Regions from separate parts of the Homo sapiens genome. Here region 2 is linked to region 1. Evidence: chromatin contacts called from ENCODE Hi-C or POLR2A ChIA-PET data. All regions are on one chromosome and are shown on one strand. The core of a region is the stretch at or near the end of the contact, and the rest is flanking DNA. Distances in the headings are between cores, read along the strand shown. Region 1 holds the start of PRPF38B (pre-mRNA processing factor 38B). Region 2 holds the start of SARS1 (seryl-tRNA synthetase 1).

Evidence for each region. A loop is a pair of places that touch in the nucleus more often than their neighbours do. ChIA-PET counts read pairs that join two places held with the same protein, here RNA polymerase II (POLR2A). Pooled maps may share reads with other maps.
Region 2: a loop to region 1 is called in a map of CD8-positive, alpha-beta T cell, with 10 times the contacts of the local background. The contact joins the promoter of SARS1 here to the promoter of PRPF38B in region 1. A Hi-C loop is called at or near these places in 3 of 168 maps with a recorded cell type or tissue (CD8-positive, alpha-beta T cell and naive thymus-derived CD4-positive, alpha-beta T cell), 1 of 37 single-sample maps with no recorded cell type and 13 of 50 pooled maps. POLR2A ChIA-PET finds 5 or more read pairs at or near these places in 7 of 52 experiments (CD4-positive, alpha-beta T cell, OCI-LY7, WTC11 and 4 more).

Annotation. Positions count from the first base shown.
Region 1 is chr1:108,689,087-108,694,358 of GRCh38, reverse strand. PRPF38B (pre-mRNA processing factor 38B) reads right to left here and starts at 2,049. Exons shown (of 6, transcript NM_018061.4): 1 at 1,492-2,049. The coding sequence starts at 1,767. RefSeq lists enhancers at 587-1,147, 1,798-2,127, 1,710-2,270, 2,208-2,397.
Region 2 is chr1:109,212,220-109,217,739 of GRCh38, reverse strand. SARS1 (seryl-tRNA synthetase 1) reads right to left here and starts at 3,822. Exons shown (of 11, transcript NM_006513.4): 1 at 3,612-3,822. The coding sequence starts at 3,747. RefSeq lists an enhancer at 3,399-3,758 and a silencer at 3,809-4,028.

The DNA.
Region 1 (5,272 bases), core at 800-3,299:
CTTTCCTCTATTACATTAACATTTTGCCTATGTTAGAAAACAGAACCTGCCGCAGAAAGAGCAGGAACCCAATTTTCAACTGTTTAAAGTTTACTGCATAAATAAAGCTAAGGATTAAATGTTATTCACCATACTGTATCCATGCTAAAAAGGTCTTACCTTTTAAAAGCTAAAAAAACTAATTCATAGAATTACAATCAGACCTACTCTCGTAAGAGGATTCCAAATTTATTTGTGTACTTTATCAACCCAAAGTTGAACTGTATTCAAGAGATGTTTTCTATAAAAAGCAACTAATCTCTCAAAATCCTTCAATAACCTAATTACTCAACTGGGGGAAAAGGTGGGCAAGACAAAAGAGAATGTCCTTTTGTTACCATCTCTACACATACGTTCAAATGATAGAAAACACTTTGTGCGGTCTGTCAAGTTTTTAAGAGTGAATATAGACAAAAATGGATTGTGTATTAGATGCTCCGGATAAAATTTTTAAAGACCACTAAGGCTATTATTAATATTCTTTAAAATAGAAATTAACTTTCGGAGGCCTGGAAGGTATTTTTTATACTACATAATTTGCAGGGAAGTGGAAAAAGCCTACCTAATTGGTGAAGGACCAAAAGCAATGGCCAAAAAAACCCACAAAAATCTAATTAGTCGTTCATTTAACCAGGGAAATGCATTTATGGCGATTGAGCATGATTAATAGTGCATACCTCTACCTGCGACCCTGGGCTGCTCCGAGCCTCGCTGCAAGACTGAGTCAATCCTGCTAACGAAACAAGAACTGAGACAAGAGTGCAGTGAGGAGGCGCCAGGTGAGCTCCCCAGCACAGCCAAGCCAGCACCGACCCTGCCGCAGAAGCCCAGGGCCCAGATAATTCTAAATTAGCCCAATGCACAGGTGGCTGAGACCTCTTACTCCTGACTTCCTGCTGGGAAAATTTCCAGGCCTTCTGTACACCTCTTGAAATGGCACCTCTCCACCCTCATCCCCCCACCCCACCCGACACACACGCACTGACCATTTCCCTGCCTGGATCGGATAGTGAGTACCAACAACACGAGGCCAATACTGAAGTCATTACACGCCCTGGCCAGGGGTGAGCGGGAGAAGCACCAACAAGTTGGCGCTCAGCAGATCCACGTCAAAAGGAATAATTTTAAAGCTGTAAACTGGAAAGGCTTCTGTTACTCTTTCCTCCTCTCCCCCATCCCTCTTGCCCAACTCCCCCCAGGGGTGGGCAGGAGGTTGGGGGAGGAGAGAGATCAATAGTGGCGGGCTCTCCCGGCCCTAAAAATCTAAAATGGAAACGAGAGGGCGGCCCCAGTCCGACCCCTCCCAGACACACTACAGGCCGCAGCCACCCCTCCGCCGAACCACCTTCCCCCACCCACAAATCTTCAGATTTCGGGGGCCGCCTTCGCCCGTTTCCTCCATACCCCCTCTTCCGAACTTACCCCCAAAGCCAAGGCCTACACACTTCGTACCTTAAAGTAGATCTCGTCCACCACCTCGTGGTAGGTCTTGAGCTCGTAGAGCTGTACTTTGAAGTAAGGCGACGACAGGATGTTGGTCAGGATCATGGGGTTGAGGTTCATGGTCTTCTCGTTGCCCCAGAGCGGGAGCACATTGCCCTGCTTGCCGGAGACCGCCGGCTTGGTAGCGCCGCCGCCGCCGCACTGCTGCTGTTGCTGAGCCGCAGCTGCAGCCGCCTGGTGCTGCGGCTGCGAGTTGCCTGTCAGCGCGGGGCTGTTGTTAGCCATGTTGCGGCGGAAGGAAGGAGGGAGGGAAGGAGGGGGGGGAGGGGGCCAAGCTCGATCTCGCTCTTCGGGACAACGGTCTGGGACCCTACTCCATCGAACGTCGTCGGGAGAAGGGGCCGCCTCGCTGTGCCCCAGCTGGGCAAGAGAGGGCACCCGACGCCGACAAAATGACCCCGGGCCAAGAGCAGACAGCGAAACCCAGACCGCGAGAACTCCACGCAGAAGGCGAGCCGGCAGCCAGGGAGCTCGATCTCTTCCGCCAACTGCCCCTGGGAACAAGATGGCGGGCCCGGCGGATATGACGCCACGCACCCCAGCGTTCCAAGCTGAGCTGGCGGCCAATCAGAGACGCTCAGTTGGGCTGGAGCGTCCTCTTCCTAGGTCCCCGCGTTCTCTGCACGCTGAAGTCGCTGCAGTGACCTCCGTACCTGACTCTTAGGGGATTTCTCCTGAGAATTTGGGGGCCGGGGGAGAGGGTTGTAGGCCTAATCCGTTGTTGTTGTATTTTGACTGGGGGCTTGATTTCTTTTGTCGGGAGCTGAGCCAGGAAGGGTTCGCATGGCTGCGGTGTGCTTGCTAATATCGTCACTCTGACTTCTGCAGAGTATCCGAGAGGGGTCTCCTGGGATCTCAGTTTTAAGGTTCTCTGGAAGGTACAATGGTCAGGGACCCCACTCCTCCAGGAGATTCTGATCAAAGGTCACGTACTTCGCCAGCCTCTAGTGTCCAGCCAGAAGTCTTAAATTTATTCATCCGTAAGATTGAGATAACATCTGGCTGGGCTGTTGTGAGCATTGAAAGAGCTAATGTACTTGTAGTGCCTAGTAGACTGTTCCAGGCATCTGGTAGGCGCCTTTTCTTTTTCTCCCTGCTCCAGATCTTTGGATTCTAGGAATGTATCCGGAGTGATAAACATTGGGCGAGATACTGTATATTGGGAGTGGGTGTGTGAATGTGTGGGGAGTTTGAATGTGGCAATCTTGACTTCAGTGGCGCATACACAGGAGGAGAAAAGGATAAGATGGAAACTTTGGGGAAAATCCACATCTGGATGAAAATAAACCAGAAGAGGAGAGAGAGAGAGCGAAGACCAGCAGAAAAGTATTTAAACCAAGAGACAGTTGTTTGACAGAATACAAGGAAATAGAAAAGATAAGTGAATGGAGTGATTGATTAGTGTTTGGAGCTGTACGGTACGAAAGTGGATATCCTGTCTGGTTCCTTTGTTTTAGGTTGCAAGAGAACTAGAACCCTGAGAGGAGAAGCAGTTTTCACCTTCTTACTAGCAAATCTTGTTTTTCTCTATAGTGGTTTTTATTAACTTCCAAAGGAAAACTGAAGATCCTAACCCCTGTGTCATGAGTTATCACGTTAAAAGTCCATAGAAAAAATTTTTTTTAACCCAGTTCTTTTTGTGTATATATTTTTTGCCTTGATAATACTAGTTTATTGAGTTTGCCGAGTGACACATTGCCAAATCTTATGCCCTATTTTTAATTCCTCAGATACATGATCTTTCTGTATAGTCTTAGACAGTCTTTACCCCTAGTCTGTTTGGATGAAGAGCTTGGTAGAGAGGTTGAGTTTGATATCTAAGTGTCAGCGGCATCAAACTCGGAGCCAGGTATTATGATAAAGTGCTTTAACATATTCAGTGAATCCCTACAACAGGCTGAAGATGTTATTTTTATCCCCATTTTTTAGAAAACTTTATTCAGTTATAATTGAAGACCTCTACGCTGCACATATATAAAGCCGTAAGTTTGGTTTGATCAGTTTTGACATATATGTATACCCATTAAACCACTACTACAATAAACATAATCTTCTGTCAATCCCAAAAGTTTTCTTGTGCCCTTTGTAATCCATCTCTCTTTCCAACCTCATACCGAAGCAACCACTTTCTGTCAGTAGAGACTAGTTTGCATTTTCTTGAATCTTAAATAAATGAAATCATTATCCCCACACAGTGTTCTCTTTTTTTTTGCCTCCTTATTGCATGTATCAGCAGGTTGTGTTTTGTTTTAATTACTGATTAGTATTCAGTTGTATGGATTTATCACTATTTTGTTTATCTAATCATTGATGGGAACAGCATTTTTATTTGTAATAGCCCCAAATTAGAAACAACACAAATTGTTGTTGAAAATGCTGTGAACATTTGTGACTAGACTGTCTGGATTTTTTTTTTTTTTTTTTGAGACAGAGTCCCACTCTCTGGCCCAGGCTGGAGAGCCCTCTTTCAGCAGGAAGTAGCCAGATAGACTTGACATCCCTCTTCACTATGCTATTTTCTCTTTCTTGAGACCATGATATGCAACAGGCTGACTTGAGCATGGGGGAATATAAAGGGTCCAAGATTTGACCAAGTTATTTGTCAGGGGAAAATGACCAGAGCAAAATTACCTGGTGACCATCCAGCAGGCCCTGGAGACAAAAACTTCTTATCTGAGGAATTCAGAAGTAATTAGACTTTCCTGTTATGTAACACAGGCATCTGGTTCCAGTTTTTTTTCCCCAAAATTTATAAGTAACTAGAATTTCTATACATCTCTTGAATGCATGCATATCAAAACTCATTGTGTGACCCTTGCTGACATTAAGGCACCAGAATGTCTACAAATGTAATCACTTATCATGACCTACATGGCTAATATGGTCCAAATTGCCCGTAAGCTCCCTCTTTGAGGTCCATAAATATCCCTAAGGAAAAATTCACTGGCACACTCAGTCCTCTCTTTCTGAGGCGCCCCGCTGCACTCTTTTGCAGCATTCTATTTAATAGAAGTTTCCTTTTTAAACCTATACTGTTGTCTGTAAATTCTTACCAACCCGTGAGTTGACCACTTTCTAGTGCTAGGGCTCTGACACCTCACCCAGCACTTATGAAATAGCCAAACTGTTTGCTGAGATGGTTGTACATTTTTCATTCCCACCAGCAGTGTATGACAGTTCCAGTTGCTCCATAACCTCACCAACACTTAGTTTTAGCTATTCTGGCTGGGAGCAGTGGCTCACACCTGTAATCCCAGTGCTTTGGGAGGCTGAGGAGGGAGGATCCCTTGAAGCCAGGAATTTGAGACCACCCGGACCAATGTAGTAATACCCATCTACAAAAAAATAAAAATCTAGCCAGGTGTAGTGGTGCTTGCCTGTAGATCCAGCTACTCAGGGGCGCAAGAGGGAGGATCACTAGAGCCCAGGGGTTTGAGACTGCAGTTAGCCATGATCCCAACACTGCACTCCGGTCTGGGTGACAGAGAAATCTTGTCTCTAAAAAGGAAAACAGAACATTTTTTTTTAGCCATTGTAATGGGTATAAGGTGGTATCTCATTGTGACTTTAATTTACATTTCTCTTACCACTAATGATGTTGAACATTTTTTCAGGTGCTTATTGTCATTTATATATTTTCTGCTGTGAAGTAACTTCAAATAATTTGCCAATTTTGTTATTTTGTTTGTCTTATTGTTGAGTGGCAAGGACTGGTTACATGATCTGTATG
Region 2 (5,520 bases), core at 2,573-5,072, 520 kb before region 1:
AAAAATTAAAAATTAGCTGGGCATGGTGGTGCACACCTGTGGTCCCAGCTACTTAGAAGGTTGAGGTGGGAGGACCAGTTGAGCCCAGGAGGTCCAGGCTGCAGTGAGCTGTGATCATGCCACTGCATTCCAGCCTAGGCAACAGAACAAGACGCTGTCTAAAAATAATAATAATAATTATATATATATTTATATATATATAACTTTTGGGTATACAAGACTAGGTTAAATAAAATGTATTACTAAAATTAATTTCATCTGTTTCTCTTTATATTTTTTATATTGGATACAAACAAATTAACAATTACAGACTATCGCCAACTTATAATGCTTAAACTTTATGATCAATAGTAATAAATTACATGAGATATTCACACTTTATTATAAAATAGGGTTTGTGTAAGATGATTTTTCCCAACTGTAGGTTAACATCAGTGTTCTGAGCACATTTAAGGTAGGCTTGGCTAAGCTATGATATTCAGTAGGGTATGTGTATTTCATGCATTTTTTACTTACAATATTTTCAACTTATGGTGGATTTATTGGGACATAAACCCATCCTAAGTCAAGGAGCATCTGTATACATGAAGCTAACATTCTATTCCTATCAGACAGTGCTGCTCTAAAGTATGTCACTGCAAAACTTAAGCCTTCAAGTAAAATGATCAGATTTGCATTCTAGAAAGATTATATGCCCTGGTGAGACTGGGTTAAGATTGAAAGCAGATAGAAAGCTATTCCAGTTGCTGGGGCAAACAATGATAAGGACCTGTTTTAAAACATGTGCAGTAAAGGTTATGAGGAAATAACAGCTTTAGCCTGGGCATGGTGACTCATGCCTGTAATCCCAACACTTTGGGAGGCCGAGGTGGGAGGATCGCTTGAGGCCAGGAGTTTGAGGCCAGCCTAGGCAACATGACGAAACTCCATCTCTACAAAAAATACACACATTAGCCAGGCATGGTGGCATTGCGCCTGTAGTCTCAGCTAGTCAGAAGTCTAAGGCAGGAGGATCATCTGAGCCTGGGGAGATTGAGGCTGCAGTGAGCTGTGATCATGCCTGGGTGACACAGTGAGACCTTGTCTCAAATTAAAAAAAAAGGAAACAACAACTTCAATTTTCAATGTACAGTAAAAAGAAAAAAAAAACCACTCAGGATAGCACTTTTTGAGGGAGGATAAAATTCTTGGGGTTTGCAGCAGATTTCCAGTTACATGGAAATCTATTTGCTTTGGGAGTGGGGCCAAGACAAATATGCCCAAGTGTAGGATCATTACGCTACTCTGAATTAAAAAGAAGAAATCACATTCAAATCCCTGGAGTTAGAAGAGTTGTGAGTTCCAATGTGGTATTATCACTCCAAGTTATACTGGACTCCTGAGTTCTCCAAAGGAACCCTAGTGGTACCTTGTAAGTCTACAGGAAGACAAATTGGTATAGTTGTAGTGGAGGGCTTGGTGAAGCTTGCTATGTGTCCTCAATTAGGGAGCATGATCTGAGTTCTTAATGTGGCTCTGGTTATAAGCCCTTGCTCAAGGCAATGAGAGAAGAACTCCATCCTCTGATCTGAAGTTCAAGATGTCAAAGAACCTTGATATAAATCTGCCAGTGTCTACCTTGGGCAGTTGGGAACTTGGGAAAAAACATAAATTCCATTTGGATGCAAAGAGAATATTGGAAAGGGTTGTCAAATAGAAAAGAATCAAATTAATAGATGCATTGGAAATAAACTATTGGCCAGGCATGGTGGCTCACACCTGTAATCCCAGCACTTTGGGAGGCTGAGGCAGGCGGATCACTTGAGGTCAGGAGTTAGAGACCAGCCTGGCCAACATGGTGAAACTCCCATCTCAACTAAAAAAAAAAATTAGCTGGGTGTGGTGGTGCACACCTGTAGTCCCAGCTACTTGGAGGCTGAGGCATGATAATCTCTTGAAACCGGGAGATGGAGGTTGCAGTGAGCCGAGATGGTGCCACTGCACTCCAATCTGGGTGATAATGAGAGACTCCGTCTCAAAAACAAAACAAAACAAAACAAAGAAAAGAAATGACTTCACATTTAGGATTAAGTTTTTTAAAACAATAACATAAACTACATAAACTGCTTTTCATAAAGAATATAAAGTGCCCTGAAGACAGAAAATATTCACGCCTCTAACAAACCTTTATCAAGGCCTTACCAAGGACCAGGTACAGTGCTAGGTACTGGGATTTTATGTATAAATGTGTATATGTATATCCACATATATACTGTATGAATAAAATTGAATCCTTGTCCCTGAAGAACTCACCACCTATCTACTTTTCAGATAAGGGACAAATCCCTCAGATGTGGACATTATACCCAAAAGACTAGCTAACACATTCAAAGTCATTTAGCACTGGCTAAGGGCTGGACTGACACAAAAATCTGATACTCCTGACTTCAGATTCAGTAGAACAGTGCTCAGGCTAGTTTTATCCTAAACAAAAAATGTGGCAAAATTAAATTCCATTGCAACTCGAAACTTCAGGTCAAGTGTGGAATCTCACAATCAAACAAACTACTACAATAGAGGGCCTAAGACATAGAATCAGCACAAAACTCAAGTTAAACAAATATTCTTTTGACATCCAAGATCCTTATAAACAGGAGAAAATCAATTTTCCTAATAGAAATCCATCACACTCTTGGATAGTGGCTGCCTTTGCAGTGTACTGTCATCGACCTAGCTCCCAGATGGTTGCAGACCTATTGCATCAGACAAATCAAATCACAAGTACTTGACAGCATCCGCCCAACCAGCGACCACTCCAGTTAATACAGGCAGAGATTTATGGGCAGATGGTTCTATGGTTTTATTCGGCTTCATGATAGATGCCCGATATGACTCCAAGATCCGGCAGTTCCAGGTTCTAGCCCAACTCTGCCAATGTCTTTAAAGGAAAACGTCCACAAATCACAATTAAACAGCTTCAGTCATTACAATCTTTTGCTCGCCTCCTCACTCCCCTCGCGTTTGATCTACCACGGAAAAGACTTTTCTAATTCTTAAAGGTATGCCCATAGGTCGGGGGATGGCCTTCCGAAAAGCTTCAGGGTCATTTATTTTGGCCAAGAGCGGCCTCCAACGCCCCGAAATGCTTCCGATACCGAAGGAATGAATCTACTGTGTTGCAGAAGTGACGCAGTCTCAGGAGAAGCCTTTGATCCTATCAAAACAAAGGAAAACCACTCTGGCCTTGCTGAAGATGAGAAAAAGACTGGGGGGGACCAAAGATTCGTGTTAGGAAAGCCGCGTAGACCCCACAACCTCCCGCCCCGGCATGTTCTGGCAACCCCTGGGGCAGGAAGGCTTGACAGCTCCCGATGCGCGTGCGTACGCACACTGGCAGCGAACGGCACTGAGCACGCGTGGAAGGGACCTCGCTCCGCCCGGGTGGAGGAGAAAGTGGGATGACCCCGGCGACCAGGCTGTGTTTTCGGGGATGGGGAGAACCTCGGAGCCACCGCACCCTGGGAGGGGGTCTGACGAAGGGTGGAAGCTGTGGCCTCAGGAGCGGTGGCTGGATTTGAGAGAGAAAATTGGGTTTAGCATCAAGGAGGTAACCCGCCCGTCCCGGTACTTACATCGTCGCCACTCGCTGTCTGCCTTCACCAGCTGGTCCACTAGTCCCGGGTCCTTGAAGCGCTTCTCCTGCGTCTCTCGGATGAGGGCTGGGTCCCCTCCTTTATCCACCCGAAACAAATCCAGATCCAGCACCATCTTCTTTCCTCCCGGGCCAACGCTCAGGGAAGCAAGGATCGCGCCGCAGCACTCAGCCTGTGACCGCCGCACTGCGCCGGCGCGCTGACCCGCCCTTCCTGCGCAGGCGCAGCTGGAGCCCGCAGGCGACCCTCCCCGCGACCGGAAGCGGCTGGTTGGAGGCGGGGCCGCGGAGGGAGGGGAGGGGAGAGTGGGTGGGCGTGGGACTATACCTCTGGTTCCTGCTCCCCAGCTCTGCTACAGTCTGCAGGAACTGTGATCGCCACATAAAAGTGTGAATGCCTCAGTTTCCTACTCCTGTCTCAGGCTAGGCAGAGGCCTGTCCCCTCATCCCTAGCTTAGAGGCCGGGGCCTTCACCAGGTGCCCGTTTTCCTCTCACTAGGTTGGGTTCTTCCACTGGGCTCTTTCCCTGAACCTCGGCCGTCTTCTCCATCTTGATACAAGAGGATGGCATATTTAGTCCCAGGGCTACCTCAGCTTAAGATTCCTGCTCTCGTGCCTTAGAAATGGTATACCTTTATTAATCTGATTATTGGATAAACCAAATTGTCACTTTACCAACTCTTAAGAGCACAGCTTTGGGAAAGTGCGGTTGTCTTTTAGAGAGAGACGAGAGAAAACTTTTCCAAAGGGACATTAAGCAGATTTGAACGCCGTATAAGGTGTTGAGGTCATGTCTTGGGTCAATTTGAAAGCGTCTTGAAGAACGGTTTGTATCATACTTTGATTTTATAATGTTCAGACCTTTAAATGAAATATTCTAGTTGCCGAGTGAAGCCAAAGTTATCAAAGAATCTCCCTGATAACAAGAGATTATTTGAAGGATTTGGGAACAGGTGATCTCCTCCCCCACCCCCACCCCCAATCCTTCCACTCTGCAGAAACTTTAAAGCCTCACTTCCAATGCCTTCTCGAAGCTAGATGTGCTAAGACCTTCTTGATCTTATACCGCCGTCATGGACTCCTGAGATGAGGGTGTGACATAGCTAACTATCATATTATTTATTTATAATATGAAATATATTTGGGCTTTGTCCCTGGTTCCTGACACAGCCCCTAAAACCCTTGAATTTCCTGGGTTATACGTAATGGGTCTCTTTGATAACACCTGAGTTTATAATAAGGAGGTGATTTAGGATGGGGGCCCTAGATAACCTTAGGATGGGGCCAGTCACCAGAGAGACCAAGTGATTGGAGGATTGGAACTTTCATCCCCACCCTTCAACCTCCAGGAAAGGGGGAGGGGAGGAGCTGGACATCAAACTCTATAAACGCTCGAACAACAAGAGTTGATGAGCTTCAGGGTTGTTGAACATGTGGAGATGCCAGGAGGGTGTCTTGCCCAGAAAGGTTATGGAAGCTCTGCACCCCTGACACCTTGCCCTATCCATCTCTTCATCTGGCTGTTCATTTGTACCCTTTGTACTATCCTTTATAATAAACTGGTAAATGTTTCCTTGAGGTCTGTGAGCCTTCTCAGCAAATTAATCAGACCAAAGGAGGGGGTAGTGGGAGCCCCAGTTTATAGCTGCTAAGAAGTATAGGTGAAATCTACTACTTGCAATTGGCATCTGAAGAGGAGCAGTCTAGTGGGATCAAGCCCTTACCCCATGGAATCTGACACTACCTCCAGGTAGCTAGTGTCAGAATCAGAATCGAATTGAATTATAGAATGCTTAGCCAATGTCCACTGGAGAATCGCTTGGTGTCTGAGGAACTTACCCCCCAGGGCCCCTCACCACTGCATCTGGTCACAGAAATGTTGTGTGTTG